2 separate regions of the Homo sapiens genome follow, and region 2 is linked to region 1. Evidence: read pairs that join two places in POLR2A ChIA-PET (ENCODE). Cell type or tissue: OCI-LY7. All regions are shown on one strand. Each heading gives the region's core, and the rest is flanking DNA. Links, peaks and the distances in the headings are about the cores only.

What was found. ChIA-PET counts read pairs that join two places held together with the same protein. Peaks named below come from ENCODE experiments on the same cell type or tissue, not always from the same donor. Only the 100,000 strongest peaks of a DNase experiment are listed, where the experiment ranks them.
Region 2: POLR2A ChIA-PET joins it to region 1 with 5 read pairs; 3 of 35 experiments call an interaction of 5 or more read pairs at or near these places.

The regions. Positions count from the first base shown.
Region 1 is chr6:25,039,458-25,050,370 of GRCh38, forward strand. It overlaps a transcript of RIPOR2 not described here. Among named protein-coding and RNA genes, the nearest start is that of RIPOR2, 110 kb to the left of the region's middle. In OCI-LY7, for the core only: no CTCF peak of the experiment used is centred there; no DNase peak of the experiment used is centred there.
Region 2 is chr6:24,508,220-24,516,267 of GRCh38, forward strand. ALDH5A1 (aldehyde dehydrogenase 5 family member A1) reads left to right here. Exons shown (of 10, transcript NM_001080.3): 5 at 6,948-7,091. Among named protein-coding and RNA genes, the nearest start is that of ALDH5A1, 17 kb to the left of the region's middle. RefSeq lists a silencer at 5,523-5,612. In OCI-LY7, for the core only: a CTCF peak has its summit at 5,583; a DNase peak (open chromatin) is centred at 5,582; H3K4me3 peaks cover 1,324 bases; H3K27ac peaks cover 3,862 bases.

The DNA of each region.
Region 1 (10,913 bases), core at 3,485-8,484:
TTATGCCAAAGAGGTCAGGACCAGCCTGCTTAATGTTGAGCTTACATTCAACATCTATTAATATATCATTTCATATTAAAACCATGCAGAAATCAGCACAGTATTCAGATGTTAGTCTCAAAATTTAAGTGAAATTTCTGTAGTAAAGCAGGCTTTTCTGATAACTCTTATTTTAAGAGTATAGGCCGACTTCCCATCCATACTAGTGAAACCATGCAGATCCATAATCCAGCTTTTCTCAGTGACGGATTCCATAACGGAGGTATTGGATTAAAACTTAGGATCACAACTAATTTCCTACAGATATAGAATGAAGTTTCATAAAAACTGGAATTTAAATTTAAGGTACGCGCAAGTAAAAGAAACATGATCAAGAAGGTAAAGGCCCAGAGAAAACTGATGGCTTCTTCAATTATATCAAAGAAAAAGAAGTATTTTGCTTGATGCAAATTGTTTGCTTGTCTTTGAATTGTCATTTGGAATCCAACCAGCTCAGCTTGCCTCCGAAACTAGTAGACTGTGACTATTTTGGATACATGTTCCTAAGCCACTCATTCATCTTAATTTAATTGTCTATACCAGGGGCTTTTAACACATAAGGAAGAGTTGCCAACATATAACTAGGCATCTAGGCATAAAGAACACTGTGTGATAGACTTCTACTTTTTTTTTTTTTTTAGATGGAGTTTCGCTCATCGCCCAGGCTGGAGTACAATGGCACAATCTCCGCTCACTGCAATCTCCGCCTCTTGGGTTCAAGCGATTCTCCAGTCTCAGCCTCTTGAGTAGTTGGGATTACAGGTGCCCACCACCACGCCTGGCTAATTTTTGTATTTTTAGTAGAGATGGGGTTTTACCATGTTGGCCAGGCTGCTCTTCAACTCCTCACCTCAGGTGATCTGCCCAACTCGGCCTCCCAAAGTGTTGGAATTACAGGCGTGAGCCACCGCGCCCGGCCTGTGTGATGGACTTCTAATGAGAACAACACCTAGCACATAAACCAGGGCTTGGCTACTGGTGGTCCACAGTTGTCACACGTTGCCTCAGAACATTGGTATTACATATTTAAAATTCAAAGAATAAACTGCCAACATTTAAACTTGAGAGCTTTCACATAGAAATTAGTGTTTCTTGCTTTTTTTTTTTTTTTTCGAGACAGAGTTTCGCTGTTGTTGCCCAGGCTAGAGTGCAATGGCACGATCTCAGCTCACCGCAACCTCCACCTCCTGGGTTCAAGTGATTCTCATGCCTCAGCCTCCTGAGTAGCTGGGATTACAGGCGTCCACCACCACGCCCGGCTAATTTTTGTATTTTTAGTAGAGACAGGGTTTCACCATGTTGGCCAGGGTGGTCTCGATCTCTTGACGTCATGATCCTCCCGCCTTGGCCTCCCAAAGTGCTGGGATTACAGGCATGAGCTACCGCATCTGCCTGCTTTTTTTGAAAAATTGGAAAATCCACCAACCTCTACCCCATTCCTCATGGAAACAATCTGATGGCATTGAATGGTGGGTGCCCCACTATGATGGGACACATATTTCCCCATTTGCTGCACCCTCTACCACTGCCTATTGCTACCTCATATTGAGGCCAAATGTCAGTTGTCATTTATCATCATGCTTTCACTATCATTTTTCTCACAACAGAGACAGGAAGAAAGTGAACTATTCCTTACCCCTGTGAAAACAGACCCCTTTCACTCATTCTTCTTAGCAGCCCAGCCCTCCACCCATTTGAATTTGCTGACATCTGAGATAAATAAACATCTCTAAAAACAGACACACACAAATTTGTTACTTGTTCATGAGAAATGGTCTTGGCATACATAGGAAATGCTTTTTCATTCTCAGATTACTCCAGCACTAAAAACTCCCTTTTGGTTAGAGTTCCTGTCTACTCAGTTGTGAGTTTGATAATTTAAGAAGCATACAATTGGGCCCTTTAAAGGAAATATGACTCACTGATCCTTGAATTTCACCTCATCTAGCGACACTGCTGATAACCTGTTTGATTCAGATGTTCCATTTTTTTCCCCACTGTAATAAACAAAAATTCCAATTCACATGACTCCTTGACCGATGTAAATATTTATTTGTATTTTCCATCTGGTTGGAGAAATAAAGAAAAGAGGCCCTGTGGCCCTGTCTTGCTCACCACTTGAAACAAAATGTATCTAGTTACCTCTAATTAGGATAGGGCTGGGAAGGAAATAGGAAGAGAGAGAGTCGGTAAAAAAATACCAAAGTCCATTGGAAAACGGAGCACAGGAAAGTGGAAGAGAGGAGGAAGGGGGAAAGATTGGAGAAGATTTGCAGAGGGCAAGAAATGAGTGTGTTGCGGGAAAGTGTGGAAAACAAAGGCAGAGAGTAGGTAACACCAGACGGGACACTCACGGTTGAGCTGGCGCCTCCGGATCCTGTCCCTCCATGGCCTGTTTCTGATCCAGTGTAATCGCGAAGGTAACACCATGGTCCCAACAGAGCGGCCTAAAACCTGCTCATGGCAAAGGAACAAAAGGGTCTTGCAGCTATCCTGGAAGTTAAGTCCAGACGTATAAAAATGAAAAAGAAAACTTAACCCCCCCCTTTTTGTTCTTTTCTTAAAAAAAAAAAAAAGAGTATTTGAGGCTTCCGTTGACTTCTTTTATCTTGTAACTTGCCTTGCCTTTCCTTCCCTTAACTTCCGACTGGCCCGAAGGCAGCTGCTGTGCTGGGCTGCCCTAGCCTCCTGTGCCATGTTTTATGCATGAAGATGATGGGGCGGTAATTTATTCAAGCAGAGACGATCACCGGGCTCCTGTGTCTGCCCTCGCGTCAGAGGAGCCGTGCAATGGCAGGGGGAGGGCAGGTGTGTCTGACTGCACGCAGGAATGGGCTGAAATGGGAATCCCTCTCTGTAGGCAGAAATGAAGAGCAGAGCTTTGCTGCTAGAGCTGAATCAGAGCAACACCCCTTACCTTTTAGGGCGTATGATTTATTTACTGCTGGGTCTCCGGTATCTAATATAGTGCCTGGCACTTGGTAGGTGAGCAATAAATATTTGTTGACTGAAAGAATGATTCGGTGATAACCAACATAAGTGATTTCATACTTTCTTTTTCACCAGTTAATCTGCCCAGTGCACTGTCTTCAAATATGTCTATTTGAATTTTCTCACCCATTCTTTTTCTCCACCTACGATCACACTTGCCCCTCACCTACTAGTTCATACTTCAAAGCCTCATTTTACATGAGGCTTTCCTGAAGCCATAGACATGGGGCTGTCCTCCACGCACCTATTGCTCTCACCTGCAGGTGGCCCATGTCTGCACTGCCCAAATTTGTTAGGCGTTTTGTTTGTTCTCTGATTTCTTTTAAAGCACGCATCCAGGCTGGATGAAGTAGCTCACACCTGTAATCTCAGCGCTTTGGGAGGCTGAGGTGGGAGGATCACTTGAGGCCAGGGCAACACAGCAGGACCCTATCTCTACAAAAAATTTTAAAATTAGTTGGTCTTGGTGGTGTGTGCCTATAGTCCCAGCTACTCCAGAGGCTGAGGCAGGAGGATTGCCTGAGGGAAGAGTTCAAGGTTGCAGTGAGCTATGATTGCACTTTTGCTCTCCAGCCTGGGCAACAGAGAAAGACTGTATGAAGAAAAAAGAGAAAAGAAAAAAAAATTGCCCACATTCAAATACTGAGTAAGCTTCTTGGTGGCGAGAACTGTATATTCCTCTTTCTGAGCTGCAACATACAGGGGTTTACATGGGGAAGTGGTACATCAAGGGGTGGTTTGGGGCAGTTTTAGTCAGCCCCCTAAATCTCCATCAGCTCCTCCTCAAAATTCCCCAAGTAAAAATACACTCTAACTAAATACATTATGTTGGCTATAATACCACACTTAGGTGCTACAGCCTCTTCCAAATATGTGGCTGAAGACTCTCTTACATAGACATTCTAAAGCTGCCCCTGGCAGGGGAAGCTCAGTACATTGATTGCTTACTTTGTTCCAAGCTTTTCCTCTGTGCAATGTCAGATTGCTCCAGAGAACAAACAGTTATTGATCAAGGCCTCAGGAGTAGTCTTGCCCTGAGGATGGAACTGAAAAAAGTGACACCCAAGTTACCAAATTTAGCCCAAGATAACCCATAAACTTGCTGATGGCAGAAACTCTGTCATTTATCTTTTGTGTCTCTCATGGTGCCAGAAGCAGAGGGACTGGGGGAAACTACCAAGAGATGGGAGTCAAAAGGCTTGTAATTGCAACTGACCAGGTGAGTGCTTTAGGCACATCTCTTGGTCTCGGTGTCTTGTTTTCTTCACTTAGAATGGGAATGACCTACAGATTTCAGAGTTGTCAAGAGGAAATGAGATCAAGTAACTCTTTAGAAGTTGGTAGGATACTGGACTGGCACCCAAGAGCTCAGGCTCCCCTTCTGTCACTATGTCTGGTGGTAAAGAGAGTGCATTCCAGAGCAGAAATGCCTGGGTGCAAACTCGTAGCACCCTATTTAGTATCTTCATGACATTAACATCCTTATGCCTCAGTCTCTTAATCTATAAAATGTGAGGATAAGAATGAGGGCCGCTGCCTTAGGGTTATGCTGATGACTTCATGAGTAAATACATGCTAAGGACTAAGACTTGTGTTTAGCATAGAGGAATTTCTCAATGTTGTCAGCAGCTATTATTAACTAGCCATGTGACTTCATGAAAGTTGGCAAATTCCCTGGGCCTCTGTTTCCTTATCTGCAATATGAGGGGGTCTGGGATACTTTATATCACAAGTTCTGTGTATTAGTTTCCTACTGCTGCTATAACAAATTACCACAAATTTAAAGGCTTAAAACAACACAGATCTATCATCTTTCAGTTCTGGAGGTCAAAGTCTGAAATGGGTCTTATAGGGTGAAAGTCGAGGTATAGGCAGAGCTGCATTCCTTCTGGAGGCTCCGGTGGAGGATCTGTTCCTTGCCTTTTCCAGCTTGTAAAGGCCCTTTGTATTCTATAAATCTATTTGCAGAGTGTCTTTGTTTACCTGAGGGACCACCACTCTGAGTCATTACATTAACTGGCAATTGCAGGTCATGTGGGACATTCCTGGTCTAGACAATTTCTTGTGGATCCTGATCCCTCATGTGCCAGCTCCCCAAGACTCATTTTCTGAATTAGGGGGGAAAGGTAGAGACCAAAATTAAGACAAAATCTACGTAAGGTAGCCAGTGAGGTTTTCTTGACTATTGCCACTGAACACAATTCCCTAGAATGGCAAATGCAGCATAAGAAAACTATATTTGGTAAACTGGACCAAGCAGAAGAAAGAATTTCAGAGCTTAAAGACTGGTCTTTTGAACTAACACAGTCAGACAAAAATTAAGAAAAAAGAATTTTAAAAAAGGAACAAAGTCTTCAAAAAATATGCGATTATGTAAAGCAACCAAACTTATGAATTATTGGCATTCCTGGGAGAGAAGGAGAAAAAATAAACAACCTGGAAAATATATTTGGTGGAATAATTCAAGAAAATTTCCCTAATCTTGCCAGAGAGATAGACATCCAGATACAAAAAAATCCAGCGAACACCTGTGAGATACTATACAAAATGAACATCACTAAGGAATACAGTCACCAGGCTGGGTCAATGCTAAAGAAAAAAATCTCAAAGATAGTTAGAGAAAAAGGGCAAATTACATACTAAAGGAACCCCATCAGGCTAACAATAGATTTCTTAGAAGAAACCTTATAAACCAAGAGAGATTGGGGGCCTGTGTTCAGTAGTCTGAAAGAAAAGAAATTCCAACCAAGAATTTCATATCTCATCAAACTAAGCTTCATAAGAAAAGGGAAATATAATCTTTTCCAGACAAGCAAGTGCTAAGGGAATTTTTTTTCCCACTAGAACAGCTTACAAGAAATCCTTAAGGGACTTCTAAACATGGAAACAAAAGAGCAATACCTGCTACCACAAAAACAGAGTTAAGTACGTAACCAACAGACTCGATAAAGCAATTGCACAATAGAAGCTACAAAGCAACCAGGTATCAACTTCACAGTAGGGTCAAAACCTCACATATCAATATTAACCTTGAATGTAAATGGCCTAAACACCCCACTTAAAAGGCACAGAGCGGCAAATTAGATACAAAAAAAAAAAAAACCCTATCTGTCTGCTGTCTTCAAGGGACCCATTTCACACATCGTGACACCCCTATGGGTGCAAAGTAAAGGGTTGGAGAAAGATCTACACAAATGGAAAACTATAAAAAGCAGCAATCACTCTTCTTATATCAGATAAAACAAATTTTAAACCAACAACAATAAAAAAGACAAAGAAGGGCACTACACAATGATAAAGAATTCAATACAACAAGAAGACTTAACTATACTAAATATATACACACCCAACATTGGAGCACCTAGATTCATAAAAATGTACTTCTAGACCTATGAAAAGACTCATACAACCACACAATAATAGTCGGGGACTTCAATAACACACTGACAGCATTAGATAGATCATTGAGGCAAAAAGCTAATAAAGAAATTCTGGATTTAAACTTGATACTTGAGCAATTGGCCCTAATAGACATCTACAGAATCCTCCACTGATCAATGACAGAATACACATTCTTCTCATCTGCACACAGAACATATTTCAAAATCGACCATATGCTTGGCCATAAAGCAAGTCTCAATAAATTTTTTAAAAATCAAAATTATACCATACTCTCAGATCACAGTGGAATAAAAATATAAATCAATACCAAAAAGATCTCTCAAAACCACATAATTACATGGAAATTATACAACTTGCTCCTGAATGACTTTTGGGCAAACAACAAAATCAAGGAAGAAATTAAAAAAAATTTGAAATAAAACAGATACAACATACCAAAATCTTTGGGGTGCAGCAAAAGCAATGTTAAGAGGAAAGCTTATAGCACTAGATGCCTAACTCAGAAAGTTAGAAAGATCTCAAATTAACAATCTAATATCACACCTAAAGGAACTAGAGAAACAAGTTCCAAACTAATTCCAAAGCTAGTAGAAGAAAAGGAAGAACTAAAATCAGACAAGAACTGAATGAAATTGAGACCCAAAAATCCATTCAAAGAATCAGTGAAAGCAAAAGTTGGATTTTTGAAAGGATAAACAAGATTGATAGACCACTAGCTAGACTGACAAAGAAAAAAAAGAGAGAAGATCCAAATAAGCACAATCAGAAACAACAAAGGTGACATTACAACTAATTCCACAGAAATACAAAAGATCCTCAGAAACTATTATGACTACATCTATGCACACAAACTAGAAAATCCAGAAGAAATGGAAAAATTCCTAGAGGCACACAATCTCTTAAGATTGAATCAGGAAGAAATTGAAACACTAAACAGACCAATATCAACTTCTGAAATTGAATCTGTATTAAAAAATACTATCAACCAAGAAAACTCCAGACTAGATGGATTCACAGCTGAATTCTACCAGAAGTACAAAGAAGATCTGGTACCTATTCTACTGAAACTATTCCAAAAAACTGGGGAGAAGGGACTCCTCCCTAGCTGTATTTGTCAGTTCTCATAATGCTAATAAAGACATACCCGAGACTGGGTAATGTGTAAAGAAAAAGAGATGTAACAGGCTCACAGTTCCACATGGCTAGGGATGCCTCACAATCACGGTGGAAAGCAAAGGAGAAGCAAAGGCACATTTTACATGATGGGAGGCAAGAGGGGTTGTGCAGGGGAACTCCCATTTATAAAACCATCAGATCTCATGAGACTTATTCACTACCATGAGAACAGTATGGGAGAAACTGTCCCCTGATTCAATTATCTCCACCTGGCTTCATCCTTGACAAATGAGGACACAGCCAAACCATATCACCAGCTCATTCTATGAAGTCAGCATCAACTTGGTACAAAAACCTGGCCAAGACACAATGAAGAAAGAACACTATTGGCCAATATCCTTAATGAACATAGATGCAAAAATCCTTAATAAAATACTAGCAAACTGCCTGGGCACAGCGGCTAATACCTATAATCCCAGAACTCTGGGAGGCCAAGGCAGGTGGATTGCATGAGCTCATGAGTTCAAGACTAGCCTGGGCAACATGGCGAAACCCCATCTCCACAAAAAAACACAAAAACAAAAATTAGCCAGGCATAGTGGCATATGCCTGTAGTCCCAGCTAGTCAGGAGGCTGAGGTGGGAGGATCACTTGAGCCCAGGAGCTCGAGGCTGTAGTGAGCCATGATTGCATTAGTACACTCCAGCCTGGGCAACAGAGTGAAACCCTGTCTTTAAAAAAAAAAAAAAAAAAAAAACACCTAGCAAACCAAATTCAACAGCACATCTGAAAGAGTTAATTCACCATGATCAAGCAGGCTTCATTCCTGGGATGCAAGGTCAACGTATGCAAATCTATATATAACACCACATAAACAGAATTAAAAACAAAAACCATTTGATCATCTCAATAGACATGGAAAAAGCTTTTGATAAAATACAACATCCCTTCATGATTTTAAAAAACCCTCACGAAACTAGGCACTGGAACATACCTTAGGAAAATACCTTAAAATAATAAGAGCCATCTATGGCAAACTCACAGACAACATCATACTGAACAGGCAAAACCTGGAATCATTCCCCTTGAGAACTAGAATAAGACAAGGATGCCCACTCTCATCACTCCTATTCAGCATAGTACTGGAAGGGCTAACCACAGCAATCAGGCAAGAGGAAAAAAAGGCAACTAAATAGGAAAAGAGGTCAAGCCATATCTCTTTGCTGGTGATGTGATTCTATAGTTAGAAAACCCTAAGGACTCTGCCAAAAGGCTATTAGAACAGATAAATCATTTTAGCAAGGTTTAAGGATACCAAATCAATATACAAAAATTGGTAGCATTTCTATACACCAATAACGTTCAAGCTGAGAGCCAAATCAAGAATGCAATCCCATTTACAATAGTTACACACACAAAAATAAAATGCCTAGGAATACATGTAACCAAGGAGGTGAAAGAGCTCTACAGGGAGAACTACAAAACACTGCCAAAAGGAATCACAGATGACACAAACAAATGGAAAACATTCCATGTCCATGGATTGGAAGAATCAGTATCATTAAAATGGCTATATTGCCCAAAGCAATCTGCAGATACAACACAATTCCTATCAAACTACTCACGTCATTTTTTACAGAATTGGAGAAAAACTATGCTAAAATTCATATGGAACCAAAAAAGAGCCTAGATAGCCAAAGCAATCCTAAGCAAGAAGAAAAAAGCCAGAGGCATCACATTATCTGACTTCAAACTATACTATAAGGCCGCAGTAAACAAAATAGCTTGGTACTGGTACAAAAACAGACACATAGACCAATGGAACAGAATAGAGAACCCAGAAATAAAGCTGCATAACTACAGCCATCTAATCTTCAACAAAGTCAACAATAATAAGCAATGGAGAAAATTCAATACATCGCATGGGGATAGCTGGCTAGCCGTATGCAGAATAATGAACTTGGACCCCTCCATTTCACCGTATACAAAAATTAAGATGGATTAAAGATTTAAATGAAAAACCTCAAACTATAAGAATCCTAGAAGAAAACCTAGGAAGCTCATTCTGGATATCGACTTTGGAAAAGAATTTATGACTAAGTCCTCAAAAGCAAGCACAACAAAAAAAATGACAAGTGGGACCTAATTAAATTTAAGAGCTTCTGCACACACAGCAGAAGAACCTATCAACAGAGTAAACAGACAACCTACAAAATAGGAGAAAATATTTGCAACTATGTATCCAACAAAGGTCTAATATCCAGAATCTATAAGGAACTTAAACAATTGAACATGCAAATAATAATAATAACCCATTAAAAATTAACCCCTTTAAAATGGGCAAAAGACATGAACAGACACTTCTCGAAAGAAGGCATACAAGTGGCCAAAAAACATTAAAAAATGCTCCACATCATTAATTATTAGAGAAATGCAAATACAAGCCACAATGAGAAATCATCTCACACCAGTCAGCATGGCTCTTATTAAAAAGTCAAAAAACAACAGATGTTGGTGAGGCTGCAGAGAAAAGGGAACACTTATACACAGTTGGTGGAAATGTAAATTAGTTCAGCTACTGTAGAAAGCAGTTTGGAGATTTCTCAAAAACTTAACACAGAGCTGCCATTCCACCCGGCAATCCCATTACTCTGCATATGCTGAAAAGAAAACAACTTGTTCCACCCAAAAGACACATACACTCACATGTTCATCACAGCACTATTCACAATGGCAAAGATATATGGAGCCACCTAGATGCCTATCAATTGTGGATTGAATAAAGAAAATGTGGTACATATACACCACGAAATACTACATAGACATCAAAAAGTGAAATCATATCCTTTGCAGCAACATGGATGCCACTGGAGGCCATTATCCTAAGCAAATTAATGCAGGAACAGAAATCCAAAGACTGTGTGTTCTCACTTATAAGTGGGAGCTAAACAATGGGTACTTACAGACATAATGATGGGAACAATAGACACTGCGGACTACTAGAGCAGGGAGGGAGGGATGAGGGCAAGGTTTGAAAAACCAACCGTTGTTACTACACTCAGTACCTGGGTGGCAGGATCATCATACCCCAAACATCAGCATCACACAATATACCTAGGTAACAATCCTGCACACGTACCCCCTGAATCTAAAATAAAAGTTGGAAAAGAAAAGAAAACTATATTTGGGAGACCTAGAAATGGATATTGTTCTAACAGTCTCCTCTCTTCTTGGTTTTTACAATTGTTAATTGCAACACTTTTCTGTTCTATACGGCATTTAACATAAATCAAATCAGATAGCTGCCAAGGAGGCAAATTCGAGATGAGAGAAATCTTCCAGAAGCTGTCACGGTACTGTGACTA
Region 2 (8,048 bases), core at 2,956-7,955, 530 kb before region 1:
GGGCATGGTGGCACGCACCTGTAGTCCCTGCTACTTGGGAGGCTGAGGCAGGAGAATCACTTGGACTGAGAGGCAGAGGTTGCAGTGAGCCAAGATCATGCCACCGTACTCCAGCCAGGTGACAGAGCAAGACTCCATCTCCAAAAAAAAAAAAAAAAAAAAAAAAAAAGATTAATAGTCTCTAATCCTCTAATCTCATCCAGCCCACTGCAAATGCCATTAATTCATTCCTTTTTATGGCTGAGTAGTATTCCATCCTATGTATAAACCACATAGGATACAGTTTATCCACTTGTTGATTGATGGGCATTTGGGTTTGTTCCATGCTTTTGCAATTGTGAATTGTGCTGCTATAAACGTGCATGTGCAAGTATCTTTTCTGTATAATGACTTCTTTTCCTCTGGGTAGATACCCAGTAGTGGGGTTGCTGGATCAAATGGTAGTTCTACTTTTAGTTCTCTAAGGAATCTCCACACTGTTTTCCATAGTGGTTGTACTAGTTTACATTCCCACCAGCAATGTAGAAATGTTCCCTGTTCACCACATCCACACTGACATCTATTATTTTTTAATTTTTTTACTATGACCAACCTTGCAGGAGTAAGGTGGTATTGCATTGTGGTTTTGATTTGCATTTCCTTGATCATTAGTGATGTTGAGCATTTTTTCATATGTTTGTGGGCCATTTGTATATCTTCTTTTGAGAATTGTCTATTATGTTCTTAGCCCACTTTTTGATGGGAGTGTTTTCTTTGTTGTTAATTTGTTTGAGTTTGTTGTAGATTCTGGATATTAGTCCTTTGTCAGATGTATAGATTGTGAAGACTTTCTCCTGCTCTGTGGGTTGTCTGTTTACTCTGCTGACTGTTCCTTTTGCCATGCAAAAGCTCTTTAGTTTATTTAAGTCCCAGCTATTTATCTTTGTTTTAGTTGCATTTGCTTTTGGGTTCTTGGTCATGAAATCCTTGCCTAGGCCAATGGCTAGAAGGGTTTTTCCAATGTTATCTTCTAGAATTTTTATAGTTTCAGGTCTTAGATTTAAGTTCTTGATTCATCTTGAGTTTATTTTGTATAAGGTGAGCGATGAGGATCCAGTTTTATTTTCCCACATGTGGCTTGCCAATTATCCCAGCACCATTTGTTGAGGGAGGATTCCCTCTTTCTCTATCTTGTGGAATAGTGTCAATAGGATTGATACCAATTCTTCTTTGAATGTCTGGTAGAATTCTGCTGTGAATCTGTCTGGTCCTGAACTTTTTTTGGTTGGTAATTATTTTACTACCATTTCAGTCTGTTCGGGATATCTCGTTCTTCCTGATTTAAGCTAGGAGGGCTGTATATTTCCAGGAATTTATCCATCTCCTCTCGGTTTTCTAGTTTATGTGTGTAAAGGTGTTCAGAGTAGCCTTGAATGATCTTTTGTACTTCTGTGGTGTCAGTTGTAATATCTCCCATTTCATTTCTAATTGAGATTATTTGGATTTTCTCTCTTCTCTTCTAATGGTCTATCAATTTTATCTTTTCAAAGAACCAGCTTTTTGTATCATTTATATTTTGTATTTTTGTTTATTTCTATTTCATTTAGTTCTGCTCTGATCTTGGTTATTTCCTTTCTTCTGCTGGGTTTGGGTTTGGTTTGTTCTTGTTTCTCTAGTTCTTTGAGGTGGGACCTTAGATTATTTATTTATGCTCTTTCAGACTTTTTGATGTAAGCATTTAGGGCCATGAACTTGGCTCTTGGCACCACCTTTGCTGTATCCCAGAGGTTTTGATATGTTGTATCACTGTTGTCATTCAGTTCAAATAATTTTTTAATTTCCATCTTGATTCCATTTTTGACCTAATGATCATTCAGGAGCAAGTTATTTAATTTCTATGTATTTGCATGGTTTTGAAGGTTCCTTTTGGAGTTGATTTCCAGCTTTATTCCACTGTGGTCTGAGAGAGTGCTTGATATAATTTCAATTTTCTTAAATTTATTGAGGCTCATTTTGTGGCCTATCATATGGTCTATCTTGGAGAAAGTTCCATGCACTAATAAATAGAATGTATATTCTGCAGCTATTGGATAATGTTCTGTAAATATCTGCTAAGTCCATTTGTTCCAGGGTGTAGTTTAAATCTAGTGTTTCTTTGTTAACTTTCTGTCTTGATGACCTGTCTAGTGCTGTCAATGGAGTATTGAAATCCCCCATTATTATTGTGTTGCTGTCTATCTCATTTCTTAGGTCTAATAGTAATCATTTTAGAAATTTGGGAGCTCCAGTGTTACATGCATATATATTTAGGATTGTGATATTTTCCTGTTGAACGAGGCCTTTTATCAATATATAATGTCCCTCTCTGTCTTTTTTAACTGCTGTTGCTTTAAAGTTTGTTTTGTCTAATATAAGAATAGCTACTCCTGCTCACTTTTGGTGTCCATTTGATTGGAATGCCTTTTTCCACCCCTTTACCTTAAGTTTCTGTGAGTCCTTATGTATTAGGTGGGTCTCTTAAAGGCAACAGAAAGTTGGTTGGTGAACTCTCATCCATTCTGCAATTCTGTATCTTTTAAGTGGAGTATTTAAGGCATTTACATTCAATGTTTGTATTGAGATGTGAGGTACTATTCCAGTCATCATGCTATTTGTTGCCTGAATACTTTTGGGTTTTGTTTTGTTTTGTTTTTTAATTGTATTTTTGTTTTATAGGTCCTGTGAGATTTATGCTTTAAAGAGGTTCTGTTTTGATGTGTTTCCAGGATTTGTTTCAAGATTTGGAGCTCCTTTTATCAGTTCTTGTAGTGTTGGTTTGGTAGTGGCGAATTCTCTCAGCATGTGTTTGTCTGAAAAAGACTGTATCTTTTCTTCATAAATGCAGCTTAGTTTCTCTGGATACAAAATTCTTGGCTGATAATTGCTTTGTTTGAGGAGGCTGAAGATAGGGCCCCAGTCCCTTCTAGTTTGTAGGGTTTCTGCTGAGAAATCTGCTAATCTGATAGGTTTTCCTTTATAGGTTACCTGGTGCTTTTGCCTCACAGCCCTTAAGACTCTTTCCTTCGTCTGAACTTCAGGTAACCTGATGACAGCGTGCCTAGGGGATGATCTTTTTGTGATGAATTTCCCAGGTGTTCTTTGTGCTTCTTGTATTTGGATGTCTAGGTCTCTAGCAAGGCTGGAGAAGTTTTCCTCGATTATTCCCCCAAATATGTTTTCCAAACTTTTAGAATTCTCTTCTTCCTCAGGAACACGTATTATTCTTAGGTTTGGTTGTTTAACATAATCCCAGACTTCTTGGAAGCTTTGTTCATATTTTCTTATGCTTTTTTCTTTGTCTTTGTTGATTGGGTTAATTTGAAAACCTTGTCTTTGAGCTTTGACGTTCTTTCTTCTGCTTGTTCAATTCTATTGCTGAGGCTTTCCAGAACATTTTGCATTTCTATAAGTGCACCCATTGTTTCCTGGAGTTTTGATTGTTTTTTATTTATGCTATCTATTTCATTGAAAACTTCTCCCCTTATTTCTTGTATCTTTTTTTTTTTTTTTGTGACTTCCTTAAATTGGGCTTCGCCTTTCTTTGTTGCCTCCCTGATTAGCTTAATAAATAACTATCTGAATTCTTTTTCAGGTAAATCAGGGATTTCTTCTTGATTTGGATCCATTGTTGGTGAGCTCATGTGATTTTTGGGGGGTGTTAAAGAATCTTGTTTTTTCATATTATCAGAGTTGGCTTTCTGGTTTCTTCTTATTGGGGTAGGCTCTGTCAGAGGGAAGGTCTAGGGCTGAAGGCTGTTGTTCAGATTCTTTTGTCCCACGGGATGTTCCCTTGATGTAGTAGCTCCCCCTTTTCCTAGGGATGTGGCTTCCTGAGAGCCGAGCTGTAGTGATTGTTATCTGTCTTCTGGATCTAGCCACCCAGCAAGTCTACCAGGCTCCAGGCTGCTACTGAGGGTTGTCCGCACAGAGTCCTGTGATGTGAACCATCTGTGGGTCTCTCAGCCGTAGATACCAGCACAGTATTTGGGGTGTCTCCCAGGTCCTGCAGGAGCAATCTGCTTCCTTCACAGGATCTGTATGCTCTCCCAGTTTTCCTGATTTATTCCTGCAGTCGTTCTGGAGCAAAAGTTCACAATGCAAGCCTCCACATGCTGTTTTGTCCATCCGAGTGGGAGCTGCAATCTAGTCCTGCTTCCCATCCACCATGATCTCTAAAATTATCTTTCTTTTCACCTTCGATTTTTCTTGAGGTTATGTGTTGTGTTTGTTCATGCTTGTGTTCCTTCTAATTTGGTTTTCATTTCTGAAATGATTTACTTCTTTCTTCTGATTCTTTCCTATATTCCTTCACCTCATTTCCAAAGTTTTCTAGCCTCAGTTCATGTTGGTTGTTCTTTTGTGTCTTGATGTGATTTTCTTGTCATCTTTTACCTTGTTTTGAAATTGTAAGTTACAGTTTGGGTCTGGTTTTTAATGTTGTTTGTTTTGTTTTGTTTTGTTTTGTTTTTGAGACAGAGTTTCACTCTTGTTGCCCAGGCTGGAGTGAAATGACACAGTCTTGGCTCACTGCAATCTCCGCCTCCCTGGTTCAAGCGATTCTCCTTCCTCAGCCCTCCAAGTAGCTGGAATTGCAGGCACACACCATCATGCCCGTCTATTTTTTGCATTTTTAGTAGAGACGGGGTTTTGCCATGTTGGCCAGGCTGGTCTGGAACTCCTCACCTCAAGTGATCCACCCACCTTGGCCTCCTAAAATGCTGGGATTACAGGTGTGAGCCACCGCACCTGGCCCAGTTTGGGTCTGTTTTGTGGGCATGTCTTTCTGGTATGCTTTTGTTGTCTATAGGGATATTATTCTACTTCTTATTATTTTTTCTATTTTTTTCTTTTTTTTCTTGAGACAGAGGCTGGAGTACTGTGTTGCTATCACGGCTCACTGCAGCCTCGACCTCCCAGGCTCAAGCGTTTCTCCTGCCTCAGCCTCCCAAGTAGCTGGGACTACAGGTGTGCACCACCATACCCAGCTAATTTTGTTTTTTATTTTTTCGTAGAGATAGGGTCTCACTATGTTGCGTAGCCTGGTATAGAACTTCTGGGCTCAAGCAGTCCTCCCACATCAGCCTCCCAAAGTGCTGGGGTTACAAGCATGAGCCACCACACCCAGCCTCTTTTCTTTTAACAACTTTTTATGGGATTTGACCTCAGTGTTCTTGTCAGAATTTTATTTTTATGTGAAGTTAGTTTTCTGAACTTTTGGAAGAAGGCCCAGTTAGGAATATAGCTTCTTTTCCTTCACAGTGTACCTTTTGCTTCCTTGTGTATCGTGTTCAAAGATAAGGTAGCTTGCTTCCTGGCTGGCTCCATCCCCTTCCCCTGTTTTTATCAGGGCCTCCTCATCTTTCATCACACGGCTCCCAGGGGCTGGACTCTCCATGCCCTTCATTCCTTATTGCAGCATCCCATGTACTCACCTACTATTGACATTGCAGCATCCCATGTACTCACCTACTATTGATAGGGCAAGGCCCTCCCACTTACAGCTGCTGTTCTCAGAGGAACAGCTGTGGACTATTTGGGGTTCTCTGTTATTGGGTATACCACACGGCCCGTTGCTGCCCCCTGCTTCCTCTCACACAGGTGCTGATATGACGGTCAGGTCTTGTCAACACAGGTGGTATATTCTTACCCACTTGTAATTTGTGGTTTGTGGAGATACCTTGTTGTAAATGTTTGTTGTAATTGTCTTGTGAATGTCTCTGAGATTTGGGGTTTGCTGTCTAATTGCTGTTTTCATGAGGATATTGAGGGAGACTCACAAACTCATCTTCCCAGAATCTCCAGTCAGATTTATGTAATAAGCTAATTGTTAATGGAATCCAGAAATTAAAATAATTCAGGATATGTCTTATCCAAAGGGAATCTCTATGGAAAGAGCATGAGTGTCCAGATCAGGTAGCTGTGGGTTTGCATGCGGGTTCTGTTACTAGCTGTGGCCTTGGCTGCATTCTTCTCTGCTATGCCTCCCTTTCTTCATCATCCCCCTGGGAAATCACCTATGGAAAGGCTTTGCACTGCTGCCCTGCACCTAGTAGGTGCTCATTAAATGCCCCTTTTCACTTTCCCACCCTTGATTCTACAGGTGAATCAAGTAACTTTTTTCTTGGCATCTCCTTTGATTTTTCTCAGGGCAGAAATTCAGGTTTTTTTATTTGCTTCTTTATTAGTTTGAACAGACCGTGGCATTGAAATGCATGCTCTGGCCAGGCCCGGTGGCTCACAACTGTAATCCAAACACTTTGGGAGGCTGAGGTGGGCGGATCACTTGAGGCCAGGAGTTCGAGACCAGCCTGGCTAACATGGTGAAAACCGTCTCTACTAAAACTACAAAAATTAGCCAGGCACGCACCTGTAATCCCAGCTACTCGGAAGGCTTAGGCAGGAGAATCACTTGAATCTGGGAGACAGAGGTTGCAATGAGTGGAGATTATGCCAATGCACTCCAGCCTGGGTGACAGAGCAAGACTGTCTTAAAAAAAAAAAAGAAAGAAAGAAACTTATACTCTAAGAATTTTGTTTGTTTGTTTGTTTTTTTGAGACAGGGTCTTGTTCTGTTCCCCAGGCTGGAGTGCAGTGGCGCAACCTTGGCTCACTGCAACCTCCACCTCCTGGGCTCAAGTGATCCTCTCAACTCTGCCTCCCAAAGCGCTGAGATTACAGGCATGAGCCACCATGTCCGGTAGAAATTTTATTGTAATGATCTTTAACAACCCATTAATATTAACGTGACTTTAGCACTAATAAGAATTATATTTAAACTTCAAATATATTCTTAGTCTGTCCCCAGTGTCAGCTTAATTTTTCTTCCATTACTTTTTGGGTTAAGTATCTATTTATTTCTCTTTTCTTTTTTTTTTTTTTTTTTTCAGTTTGGTAAATTGTTGGCACATGTTTGCTGTTTCTCTTTATAGCTTGCAAGCCAGGCTGGGATTCCTTCAGGTGTATACAATGTTATTCCCTGTTCTCGAAAGAATGCCAAGGAAGTAGGGGAGGCAATTTGTACTGATCCTCTGGTGTCCAAAATTTCCTTTACTGGTTCAACAACTACAGGAAAGGTATGTGACTCAAGTTTCAAAGAAAACAAATGTCTTTCTAATATTTTATCTTGATAGGTTATAAAAATACTATTTCATCCTGATCACCAATTTTGGAAAGATTTCCAGCAGAGTGTTAAAAGCTCTGTCGCAGGCCAAGCACGGCGGCTCATGCCTGTAATTCCAGCACTTTGGGATGCTGAGGTGGGCAGATCACTTGAGGCCAGGAGTTCGAGACCAGCCTGGCCAACATGATGAAACCCCCTCACAGAAAATACAACAATTAACCAGGCATGGTGGTGCACACCCGTAATCCCAGGTACCCAGGTGACTGAGGCATGAGAATCACTTGAACCCGGGAGGCGAAGGTTGCAGTGAGCCAAGATTGTGCCACTGCACTCCAGACTGGGTGACAGAGCAGACTCTGTTTCAAAAAAAAGGTCTGTTGGTTGAATAAAGTAATATCTGACCATCCTCTGGGGATATTTTGGACAGTTCTTTGTGGCACGACATAGGTTCCTGCTTGACAAAACCAAAGAAATTGGGGCAGCGAGGGTCCCATTATTTTTGCATTATTTGTTGTATATGAAGTGGGTGAAAGTTCTCCACTGTATTTTTTTCAATTCTGGAATGCATCTTTCTTTCAATAATCTAGAGTTAGAGATTCCAGAAACACACAATTAATGTTGAAATGGATGTTTTTGAATTGAACAAAAATGTGTTTAGTCTAAAAGTACTTAGAGAAATGGAAAGGTCTTTTTCTTTGAGTTTTTTTTCCCTTAAATGATGAAATGTTCTTTGCTAAAAACTTAATGTGTATGCCTGTAAGTAGATGTTTATTTATCCTTTTAAATGTCCAAAAGAGGGCCGGGCGCGGTGGCTCACACCTGTAATCCCAACACTTTGGGAGGCCGAGGCAGGCGGATCACAAGGTCAGGAGATCAAGACCATCCTGGCTAACACGGTGAAACCCCAACT